2 separate regions of the Homo sapiens genome follow, and region 1 is linked to region 2. A link is an interaction called in ENCODE POLR2A ChIA-PET data of the cell type or tissue named here. Cell type or tissue: K562. All regions are shown on one strand. Links, peaks and the distances in the headings refer to the core of each region. The heading gives the core; the rest is flanking DNA. Region 1 overlaps USP12-DT (USP12 divergent transcript). Region 2 has its middle 8.0 kb from the start of RASL11A.

Region 1 (5,379 bases), core at 86-5,085, 95 kb before region 2:
ATCTCTAAGAAAAATAAAAATTACCCAGTCGTGGTGGCACACGCCTGTAGTCCCAGCTACTTGGGAAGCTGAGGAAGGAGGTTCACTTGAGCCCAGAAGGTCAAGTGAACAGTGATCACACCACTGCACTCTAGGTGGGGTGACTGGCAAGTCTCTATCTCAAAAAAAAAAAAAAAAAAAAATTAAGACAAGGGTGTATGTGTCCTTGCCCAAAAACATATCCACAATCTATTATTAAGTTAAAAAGAAAGAGCAAATTTCAAGATAAGATGTAAGAGAACAGGTATAATTTTATACCTAATATTTAGAAGATTATAAATTTAACTTGTGATTAATTCTGGGAAGTAGAGTTATAGAGGCTTTCCCTTTCTTCTTTGTGTACTTCATTTTTGTTTAACATTTCATATTGAAAATGTATTACTTTCATAATAAAAATAAAATAAAAAGAGTGTTTCAAGGTTATAAGCCCGGTAGCTTCTTGCTCTCTTTTCACATTGATAGAGTTGCCATTGATCTGATGGGAACTGGATGACATGGAAGCATTGTGAGGTTCTGTCTTTGCTCTTTAAGCCATCCACTGTGTTACAGGCATAACCAGGCCTTTGGAAATCATGTTGGCACCTCCCTGAGGTCCATTCATAACATTGCCATGAGCCCCCTCGCAAAATGATGAAGTATGGTCTAAATGAAGTGTCTCTTTGGAGGAATCTAGTCTTGGTTCTCTCACTTACCATCACTAGTGCCCTACTTAAAAATTTTCCAAGATATAGTGTGTAAAGAGTGTTATAAGACTGTTACATAAATTAGTGAAAACTCCCACATAAATTTCTTTGCTGGTGTATGTACCCAAAGCCTTAGAGAAAGGACAGCTGAGATAGGACAGCACAGAGTGGGTCCAGAGACAAGTCCTCAGTCATCAGACCTGAAGCTCAATTTTTCTATCAAGGAACACATTTGGTGCAAGGGAGACAGACTTACTCAAACAAAAACAAACAAAACAACAACAACAAAAACCTCACAAGGACCTATTAGGATGTCTATATATATATATATATATATGAAACTAACAAGCATTAGGAAAGATGTAGATAAATGTAGAGAAATTGCAACCATTTTCTCTACAATGTGGGGAAATTGCTGGTAGGAATATACAATGGTGCAGCCAATGGTAAAAAAAAAACAGTATGGCAGTTCTTAAGAAAGCATAAAATTACCATATGATTCTGCAATTCCACGTCTGGGTATATATCCAAAAGCAGTGAATCCAGGCAATCCAACAGATATTTGCACACTCATGTTCATAGTAGCATTATTCACAATAGTCAAAAGGTGGAAGCACCCAAGTGTCCAATGATGCATGAATGAATAAACCTAAAATGTGGTACACACATATATATGGAATATTACTCAGCCATAAAAAGGAATGAAGGCTGGGTGCAGTGGCCTATGCCTGTAGTCCTAGCTACTCAGGAGGCTGCTTGAGGTCAGGAAGTTGAGGCCAGCCTGGGCAACATAACAAGACCTATCTTTGAAAAAAAACAAAAGATGAAAAAAAAAGAAGTAAAATTGTGATACATGCTATGACGTGGATGAACATGGAGAACATTTTGTTAAGTGAAATAAACCAGACACAAAAGGACTAATGTATGATTTCACTTATATTAATATGAGATAGCTGGAATCGTCAAATTCATAAAAATAAAAAGTAATATAGAGATTATCAGAGAGGGAATAAGGGGGGGATAAGGGGAAGTTACTGTTTAATGGGTACAGCGTTTCTGTTGGGGATGATGAAAAAGTTGGGGTATAAATAATGGTGATAGATGCACCGCCTTGTGGATGTATTTAAAGCCACTGAATTATATGTTGACAGATGGCTAAAATGATAAATATGTGATTTTATCACAATCAAAAACTAAGAATCTAAAAAAAAAAAAAAACCCCTCACAAGGGACTTGAGGACAAAACAGAATGCCAATTTGTTAATTTACACTGATTTCCTTCCTCCTCCAGGTCCCCAGAGCACCATCACTTCTAAGACTGTGACCTGCTTACAGATCCACTCCTCTGCCCCCACAGTCCACATGTCCACCCTGGGGGCCATGGCTTATTGATTCTTCCATGTATCAGCCCAAGAATCCCCTGCTGCCTTCTGAATAAAGGGTGCAAATACACGAAGCCTGCTCACGAATCAACATAAAACTTGGCTTCCGATCCCGCTTCCCTGCCTGTCTGCTTCCACACTTTTCACTCACGGACTTTCCTGCTCCCCCGGGCACCTTGTCTCCTTTTCCATCTGTGCTGACCCTTTGGCTTAGTGACTCAGCTTTTGGATTGGCCACTTGGCTGGGCCCTTGGTCCCTGCAAAACTGAGTTTCCTGTATCTGTGCTCTGTCAACTCTGAGTCAGCCAAACAGCTGAGGTCATTCTCTACTTGTCACCACCGATGAGGACGGAGAGCCAACACCACCAGTCAGTCACCCAAGCTGGAAATTTAAGCATCATCATTTCTTCTTTTCCTTCCCAGCCCTCCCATCGCTGCTTGCAGGCCAGTGAGTTCCACCCCAGGAATGTTCCACCCCAGTGTATATATTTCCTTCTGAAGTCCCATCCCCATACTGCTTGAGATCGGGGCTCATAATTCCCCCAATAAACCACTGTCCAGCCTCCTGCCTCACCTCTATCTAGCCTCTAGTCTGTGCCTCCAGTTCTTTACACCCTGCCACAGTGACTGCAAGTCTGGTCCCAGTGCTGCCCTGCGGAGAAACCTCCACAGGTTCCCACTGCCAGGGGACCAAGTTGAAGCTCTTTGCGAGAACTGCGCCCTCTCGCTATGGCCAGCCCACCACTCCAGCTCAGCCCTCCTCCCACAGGCCACACTTGTTCAACACGCTGAACCTTTGCCTTTCCCAAGGGCTTCCACCATCCTTTAAATCTGCCCACATTGTTCCTTCTGCCAAGAGTGACCATGTGGTCTGGTTTGCCCAGAACAACCTGTTTACGCCTATTTTCTGGTGTAATTATTAATTAACCACCCTCCCCCTCCACCCGCCCAAGTGTCCTGGTTTGAACAAGTTACATGGTCAGATTACATTTGCCTTAATTCTTCACCTGGCAAATCTCTGCTCATCCTCCAAGATCCGCTTCAATGTCAGAAGCTCTGGGAAGCTTGGCCCAAGTGCTGACCTCTACTTCAGGACTACCTCAGACTGTTATGTATGACTTCATGATGGTGTTTACCAGCATGCACTGTTATGCAATCGTTTACATGTCTAGTCATCCCTACTAGACTTTTGGAGTCTTACATATGCTCAATTAATGTTTGCTGAGGAGGAATGAAAAACGAATCCATTAAGTAGTTACTAAGTAAGGGCCAGGTGCAGTGGCTCACGCCTATAATCCCAGAATTTTGGGAGGCTGAGGCAGGCAGGTCACTTGAGCTCAGGAGTTCGAGACCAGCGTGGCCAACATGGCAAAACTTCACCTCTACTAAAAATAAAAACATTAGCTGGGTGTGGTGGCTTGTGCCCGTAGTCCCAGCTACTAGGGAGGCTGAGTCAGGAGAATCACTTGAGCCCAGGAAGCAGAGGTTGCAGTGAGCCAAGCTCGTGCCACTGCACTCCAGCCTGCGTGACAGAGCAAAACTGTCTCCAAAAAAAAAAAAAAAAATTACTAAGTAAAAACTATGGCTAGGCATGGTAGCTCACACCTGCAATCCCAGCACTTTGGGAGGCTGAGGTGGGCAGATCGCCTGAGATCAGGAATTCAAGACCAGCCTGACCAGTATGGTGAAACCCTATCTCTACTAAAAATACAAAAATTAGCCAGGTGTGGTGGCTTGTGCCTGTAGTCCCAGTTACTTGGGAGGCTGAGACAAGAGAATCGCTTGAACACGGGAGATGGAGGTTGCAGTGAGCCGAGATTGTGCCACTACACTCCAGCCTGAGCAACAGAACAAGACTCCATCTCAACAAAAAAAAAAAAAAAAAAAAAAAAAAAAAAGGACTACGTGCCAGGCACTGTTCTAGGTTCTTGGCAAAACAGATAGACATCCACTCCCTCTTGGAGTTTCCATTTAAGTAGGGGAAAGAGACAGAAGTTAATTTCTGAACGATTCACTGTTGAGGGTACAGGTCGAGGATTTCCTTTGATTAAGCAGTCTTGCTCCTGGAGCTGGGGCTAGGACTCAGCTCCCCATAAGCCACAAGGCTATGTGAGGGAAGAGGGCCCCATCCTGGCCAAACAAGCATTCTGAGAGTAGGGAAGAAGCATGGGGCCAGGCAAGGTGGCTCGTGCCTGTAATCCCACAGCTTTGGGAGGCAAAGCTGGAGGATCCCTGGAGTCCAGGAGTTCGAGACCGGCCTGGGCAATGTAGCAAGACTCCATCCCTAGAAGGAATTTTAAAAATTAGCCAGGTGTGGTGGCGTGCCTGGAGTCCCAGCTACTCCAGAGGCTGAGGCAATAGGATCACTTGTTTACAGTTGTATATGCTCAACACCAGTGAACCTTGTCATGAAAACCCCTCCACCATTGCTGCTACCTAACTTTTGCTTTAAGCAACACAGATTTTTAGCTATCATGAAATCAAATCAGTAGAAAGTATACCCAGAGAGATTGCTATCCTTTAAATATTAAAAATTAAAACAAAAATCAGGCCAGGCATTGTGACTCACGCCTGTAATCCCAGCAGTTTGGGACACCAAGGTGGGCAGATCACCTGAGGTCAGGAGTTTGAGACTAGACTGGCCAACACGGCAAAACCCCATCTCTACTAAAAATACAAAAAAAAAAAAAAAAAATCAGCTGGGGCTGGGCGCGGTGGTTCATGCCTGGCCTGTAATCCCAGCACTTTGGGAGGTCAAGGTAGATGGATATAGTGAAACCCCATCTCTACTAAAAATACAAAAATTAGCTGGGCGTGGTGGTGCACGCCTGCAATCCCAGCTCCTTGGGAGGCTGAGGCAGAGAATCGCTTGAACCTGGGAGGCAGAGGTTGCAGTGAGCTGAGATCACGTCACTGGACTCCAGCCTGGGCAACAGAGCGAGACTCCATCTCAAAAAAAAATTAGCTGGGCGTGGTGGTGCACGCCTGTAATCCCTGCTACTCGGGGGGCTGAGGCAGGAGAATTGCTTGAACCTGGGAGGCAGAGGTTGCAGTGAGCCAAGATTGTGCCACTGCACTCCAGCCTGGGCAACAGAATGAGACTATGCCTCAAAAGAATTAAAAAAATAAAAAATAAAAACAGAAATCTAGAGAAAGGAGAATGGCAGTAGGGTCTGTTCTTTGGAGATAGTTTTGACAGAAACAAGACATCCAGGAACACTAATCTCATTGCTAGATTGCTTTAGGATTAAACCCTGCCCTGGAAAGCCCTAAAT
Region 2 (5,379 bases), core at 83-5,082:
GATGTGGAGAGAACAGTATCTGTGCATTTTATCCAATAGTTTTGCCTTACCTCTGAGGTGTCACGGCCGGTGCAAGAATTTACCTCTATCCTCATGAGAGAGGTGGGACTGCGGCTTCCCCCACCCACTTCACCTCCCTCCTCCATCCCTGCCTCTGTGGGAAGCATCCCTGTCTCAGTGGGAAAATCTGTCTCTGAAACCCCCAGGCCTCCACTGCTGGCACTCGTTCTCCTTCTGGTCAAGGCTCAGTCACTGATTCTGCTTTAAAACTCTGCAGAATGATTTAATTAATGTTGCAATCAGTGTCGTTCTGGAGAAATGGATGCAATCCAAAATGGCTAAATTGTACATCCTGCAAACATTCCGTACTTCACATGCAACTCATGAGAAGCAAACTCGAATAATGGAAAAATAAGTCAATTATAATAGAAGAAAATAAATTTGTTTTGCTTGTGTTTAGGCGAAGGGCACAATGGAAGTTCTAAAGTTTATTAATATCTGTTTAGAGAAATGGATTAAAATAAATACTGAGGAAGGCAGTGGTAAACAATAGAGCAAATAAAAAAGACAAGATGACTGTTTAGTCATAAATTGGGGCTCAAATTGCTTTTTTGTTCCTTGTATATGTTGCGATTTCAACTTCTCATTATGCAAAGTTACCAATTCAGATTTACAATGCAAATATATTTTCTGTGATTAATAAACTATTATTACCATTTACTCTCTCTCCAAAAGGTGGAATATTTTGAAAGACTTTGTTAAAATTAGTTTCAAGCTACTGTGGCACTTAGGAAGAAAGATGTGATATGGAAAAAAAAAAAGATTATTTTCCAAACACCATTAATTGAGCTAGGGCCCTAGAAAAAAATTAATCTATGGAAGTGATGATTTGGTTGCAATGGCAAAGCAGTTTTCAGCATAACAGAGTAGAAATGTGCCTATCTTAGATGAAATGTCCAGAAGCCTCCCATGTCTGGATCTTCTTGTGTACTTCTCCTCTAGTAGAAAATCAGCTCTGTTAGGATTTGACTGAGTCCTCATTTATCTTCAGCTCCACAGCACCTGTTCAAGTGTCCAGTACACAGCAGGATCCTCAAAAATATTGGCTAAGCTGAACTGTTAAAAATATTGGGGTCCCTAAAGTTATTTTTTTATTGTTCACGAGAACAGAGGTGTATTAGTCAGGGTTCTCTAGAGGGACAGAACTAAAGAACAGATATATGTATGTAATGGGGAGTTTATTAAGTATTAATTCTCACAATCACAAGGTCCCACAATAGGCCATCTGCAGGCTTAGGAGCAGGGAGAGCCAGTCTGAATTCCGAAACTGAAGAACTTGGAGTCTGATGTTCTAGGGCAGGAAGCATCCAGCATGGGAGAAAGGTGTAGGCTGGGAGGCTAGGCCAGTTTCTCTTTTCACATTTTTCTGCCTGCTTATATTCTAACCGCAATAGCAGCTGATTAGACGGTGCCCACCCAGATTAAGGGTGGGTCTGCCTTTCCCAGCCCACTAACTCAAATGTTAATCTCCTTTGGCAACACCCTCTCAGGCACACCCAGGATCAATATTTTGTATCCTTCAATCCAATCAAGTTGACACTCAGTATTAACCATAACAAGGGGTATATATCTATATCCTGAGTTTTCTTCGTCAAACTGTCAGAGACAGCTCCTTTCCCAACCATCTCCCTGGCCTCTTTTTTTTTTTTTTTTTTTTTTTTTTGAGACAAGGTCTCACTCTGTCACCCAGGCTGGAGTGCAATAGTGCCATCTCGGCTCACCGCAACCTCTGCTACCCAGGCTCAGGCAATCCTTCCATATCAGTCTCCCAAGTAGCTGAGATTACAGGCACGCACCACCACACCCAGCTAATTTTTATATTTTTGGTAGAGACAGGGTTTCAACAACCATGTTGCCCAGGATGGTCCCGAACTCCTGAGCTCAAGGGATCCCCCTGCCTCAGTCTCCCAAAGTGCTGGGATTACAGGTGTGAGCCACTGTACCTGGCCTCCTTTCCCCTTCTTTAACTCAGAGAACATTCTCCAGAGAAAGGCTACTTGAACAAAATAGATGCCTTCAGTTTTCCTCATATCTTTAGAAAAACCATGACAACAGTGATTTGCATTATTTTAAATCACATCCATTGAGAATCCACTTTGTGCAAAAAGCCCTGTGCTACATGTTGTTGTGACCAAGACAGCCTCCTTTCCCAGGAACTGAGTTCAGTGGGAGTTCTGGGTCACACCTCCGAAGGTGTGACTTTTTTCCGAGAGATGTAAATTTAAACTCTGACCCTACCTGAGGGTGTTGACAAAATCAATGGAGGATGCAGATCACAGAGCTGAGGGCGGATGGAAGCAAAAACTCCGAAGAGTGTGAAAGTATCCTTACTAAGAAAGGATGTTTCTTACTTTACAAATTGTAAAGCATCATTTCCTTAGAGGCATGAGTTCAGTTCAAGATTAATGAGTTAAAATTGTAAAATATTTACTGCCATTTCTTACTGGCATTCTTTGCTTATATTGGAAAAACACTATTAACTGCAGGGCTTACTTATATAACCCAATTTCGCCGAGCAATACTAATGTGGATTTATAACTGGGAAAACAAGGATGCTTCAGAAGCTCCTGCCAATGAATAGGCTGTTACTAACCAGCTTTGTGGAGACAGAATAGCACACGTTCCAGAATGAGGTCTGTGTTCAAATCCCAACTTTGCCATTGGTGATATAAGCTTCCTTATCTTAAAATGGAAATAATACTACCCATCAGACAGAATTGTTTGTGGAATCTGACACAAATAAGTTGGTCAGTAAGTTGTAGTTGTTTATTCATTTATTTTTAAATATTTTAGGCCTGTAGTCCTGGCTACTTGAGAGAATAAGGTGGGAGGATCTCTTGTGCACAGGAGTTCAAGGTCAGCCTGGGCGACATAGTGAGACCCCAGCTTTAAAAATAAATAAATAAAAGTAAAATACCTTGGTACATTATGAAGCTGCTTTTGCAAAAGAGTGTTTCTTGGGCTTGCTTGTATACTCTAAAAGATACAGTAGTTGCTTTGAAGTACATGATTTTTCCCATTTCACTTCTGGGAAAAAGAAGGTTTGCAAGGGAATAGTTGTTTCTTCAATAATAACACCTAACAATTATTGATCTTTTATGTATGCTGGGTTAATTTTCTAAGTAGTCCATTGAGATAGAACTATTATCGCTCCCATTGATATGAGAGTGCTGGGATGGGAAGAGTGTGGTCCCTTTAAATGATACAGAAGAGGGGAAGGGAAATGCTGGGTAGAGGAGGGTGTGGTCCCTGGTAGGGCTCCACCCCCACAGACCTGGGTGAGGACAGGCATTTTTGCTTTTCTGTCAAAAGTTGCATTTCCCAAGACCACCCTGGCCTGCCACGCCCCCATCCTGTGCCTGTAAAAACCCTGACACCCCAGCAAGCAGACACACACATAGCTGGATATACAGAGGAGCGCATCAGTTAAGGAACATGCAGGTGGCTGGATGTCCAGAGCAACACACCCATAGGCACCTGCTCTCCGGCAGGCCAGCAGAATAACACTGAGTTTGGCTGGGGTAGTTGGAGGAGAGCCCGGGCCAGCTTGACTGCAGGGAAAAGCCATCTCCCTTCTGGCTCCCCCATTTGCTGGGAGCTACTTCCACTCAATAAAACCTTGCACTCATTCTCCAAGCCCACCTGTGATCCGATTCTTCCAGTACACCAAGGCAGGAAACCCCGGCATACAGAAAGCCCTCTGTCCTTGCGATAAGGCAGGGGTCTAATTGAGCTAACAGAAGCCGCCTATAGACGGCAAACTAAAAAAGCACCCTGTAACACACGCCCATTGGGCCTTTAGCTGTAAACGTTCGCATCTAGACACTGTCGTGGGGTCAGAGCCCCACAGCCTGCCTGTCTGTATGCTCCCCTAGAGGTTTGAGCAGTGGGGCACTGAAGAAGTGAGCCACTCCCCCGTCACATGCCCTGTGAGGGGGACAAGGGAAGTTTCCCTGTTTCAGCATATTTTGTTTTTTCACATATGCCCCAAAAAAGTGTCTCCCATATTTCAGATTAGGAAACTGAGGCCCAGAGAAGTCAAGCAATGAATGGCCTAAAGTCATATGAGCCCAGAAACCAGGATTTCTGGCTCCAGGAAGGGAAGATAATCCCCCGCAGCTCAGGCTGTTTCCTCTGCCCAGGTCTTTGTGCCTGCTGACATATTTGTGGGGAACTTGTAAAAAATGCAGCTTCAGGGTCTAGCCCCAGGGGTTCTGTTGCTATGTTTTTGAGCTGTGGTTGGTGGGGAACTTGCAATTCAGCAAACTTCCTGGTTGGCATTGATACCTGACGTCCAGCTTTGAAGCCTGTGAGCAAGACCCTGGTCTGGACTTGTTCCAGGCTTCTTGTTTATCCAAGGGGCAGTCAGACTTGGACAGCAAAAGCCTTGATGGGAAGAAGACAGGAATTGCTGGGTGTCCTGCCATGAGGCTGGGTGCTGGGTGAGTTGATCCAGCCAAGCTGCGTCCAGACTGCCTCAGTACCACTTGGCAGAGCTGAGTCCTTCTCCATGGCCAGGTGACCTTGAGTCACCCCTTTGAAAGCCATTCTAGGATGGGCATAGTGGGCTGGAGATGGGGGTAGTGGGTATTATCTACATCAACGGGCCCCAGGGACACCCTCCCACTGGCCACATTCTCTCTTCTCTTACCAGAGCCCTGAGAGGCAGCCTCTACGGCAGCCCTTGGTGGTTCATGTGCTTTCTTTTGTCTAGGAGGCAGCAGGTTAGCATCTTGTGAAGAGGAGGAGGTGACCGAATGTCATCCCCGTGTCCCAGGGCTGTGGGAGTGAATGGTTACTATGCCAGAGCAGAAATTTGCAATGCACCTTTGAGAGCTCAAAGCATTCCCCCTCCCACTCCTGCCCCCTCCATTGATCTTATCCAGCACTGTCTCCAGGAATTGCATGCCGTATGTGTGCACATGCACCTGTCTATGTGCTGGGAGAGGCAAGAGAGAGGTAACAGGTTCAGAGTTTAAAAAGAAAGGCCATTGATTTTCCCCACACTTGGGGAAAATATGAGGATGCTGCCACAGTGTTTGAGGGGCTGTGGCTGGGGCCCTGTATGCTGGCCACATTGTAGCATCATAATAAAATTAACAACCACAATTAGCTGCCATAGTTACTAAGTATACACTATTGTTCCATGTGTCACAGTGTGTTAGCCTTCTTCAGAGAAACAAACAATAGGAGATATCTATATCTGTATCTATATCTAATCTATATCCATATCTATCTGTCTATGTCTATATCTATAGCTATGCCTATATGGACGTCAATATTGGTAACAGGTATAGGTAAAGACATAGATATAGAAAG

The links. Peaks named below come from ENCODE experiments on the same cell type or tissue, not always from the same donor. Only the 100,000 strongest peaks of a DNase experiment are listed, where the experiment ranks them.
Region 1: POLR2A ChIA-PET joins it to region 2 with 6 read pairs; 9 of 35 experiments call an interaction of 5 or more read pairs at or near these places.

What each region holds. Positions count from the first base shown.
Region 1 is chr13:27,180,821-27,186,199 of GRCh38, forward strand. USP12-DT (USP12 divergent transcript) reads left to right here. Exons shown (of 2, transcript NR_046548.1): 2 at 2,014-2,683. Among named protein-coding and RNA genes, the nearest start is that of USP12-DT, 11 kb to the left of the region's middle. RefSeq lists an enhancer at 1,817-3,016. In K562, for the core only: no CTCF peak of the experiment used is centred there; a DNase peak (open chromatin) is centred at 2,361; H3K4me3 peaks cover 245 bases.
Region 2 is chr13:27,276,130-27,281,508 of GRCh38, forward strand. No RefSeq gene overlaps it. Among named protein-coding and RNA genes, the nearest start is that of RASL11A, 8.0 kb to the left of the region's middle. In K562, for the core only: no CTCF peak of the experiment used is centred there; no DNase peak of the experiment used is centred there; H3K27me3 peaks cover 898 bases.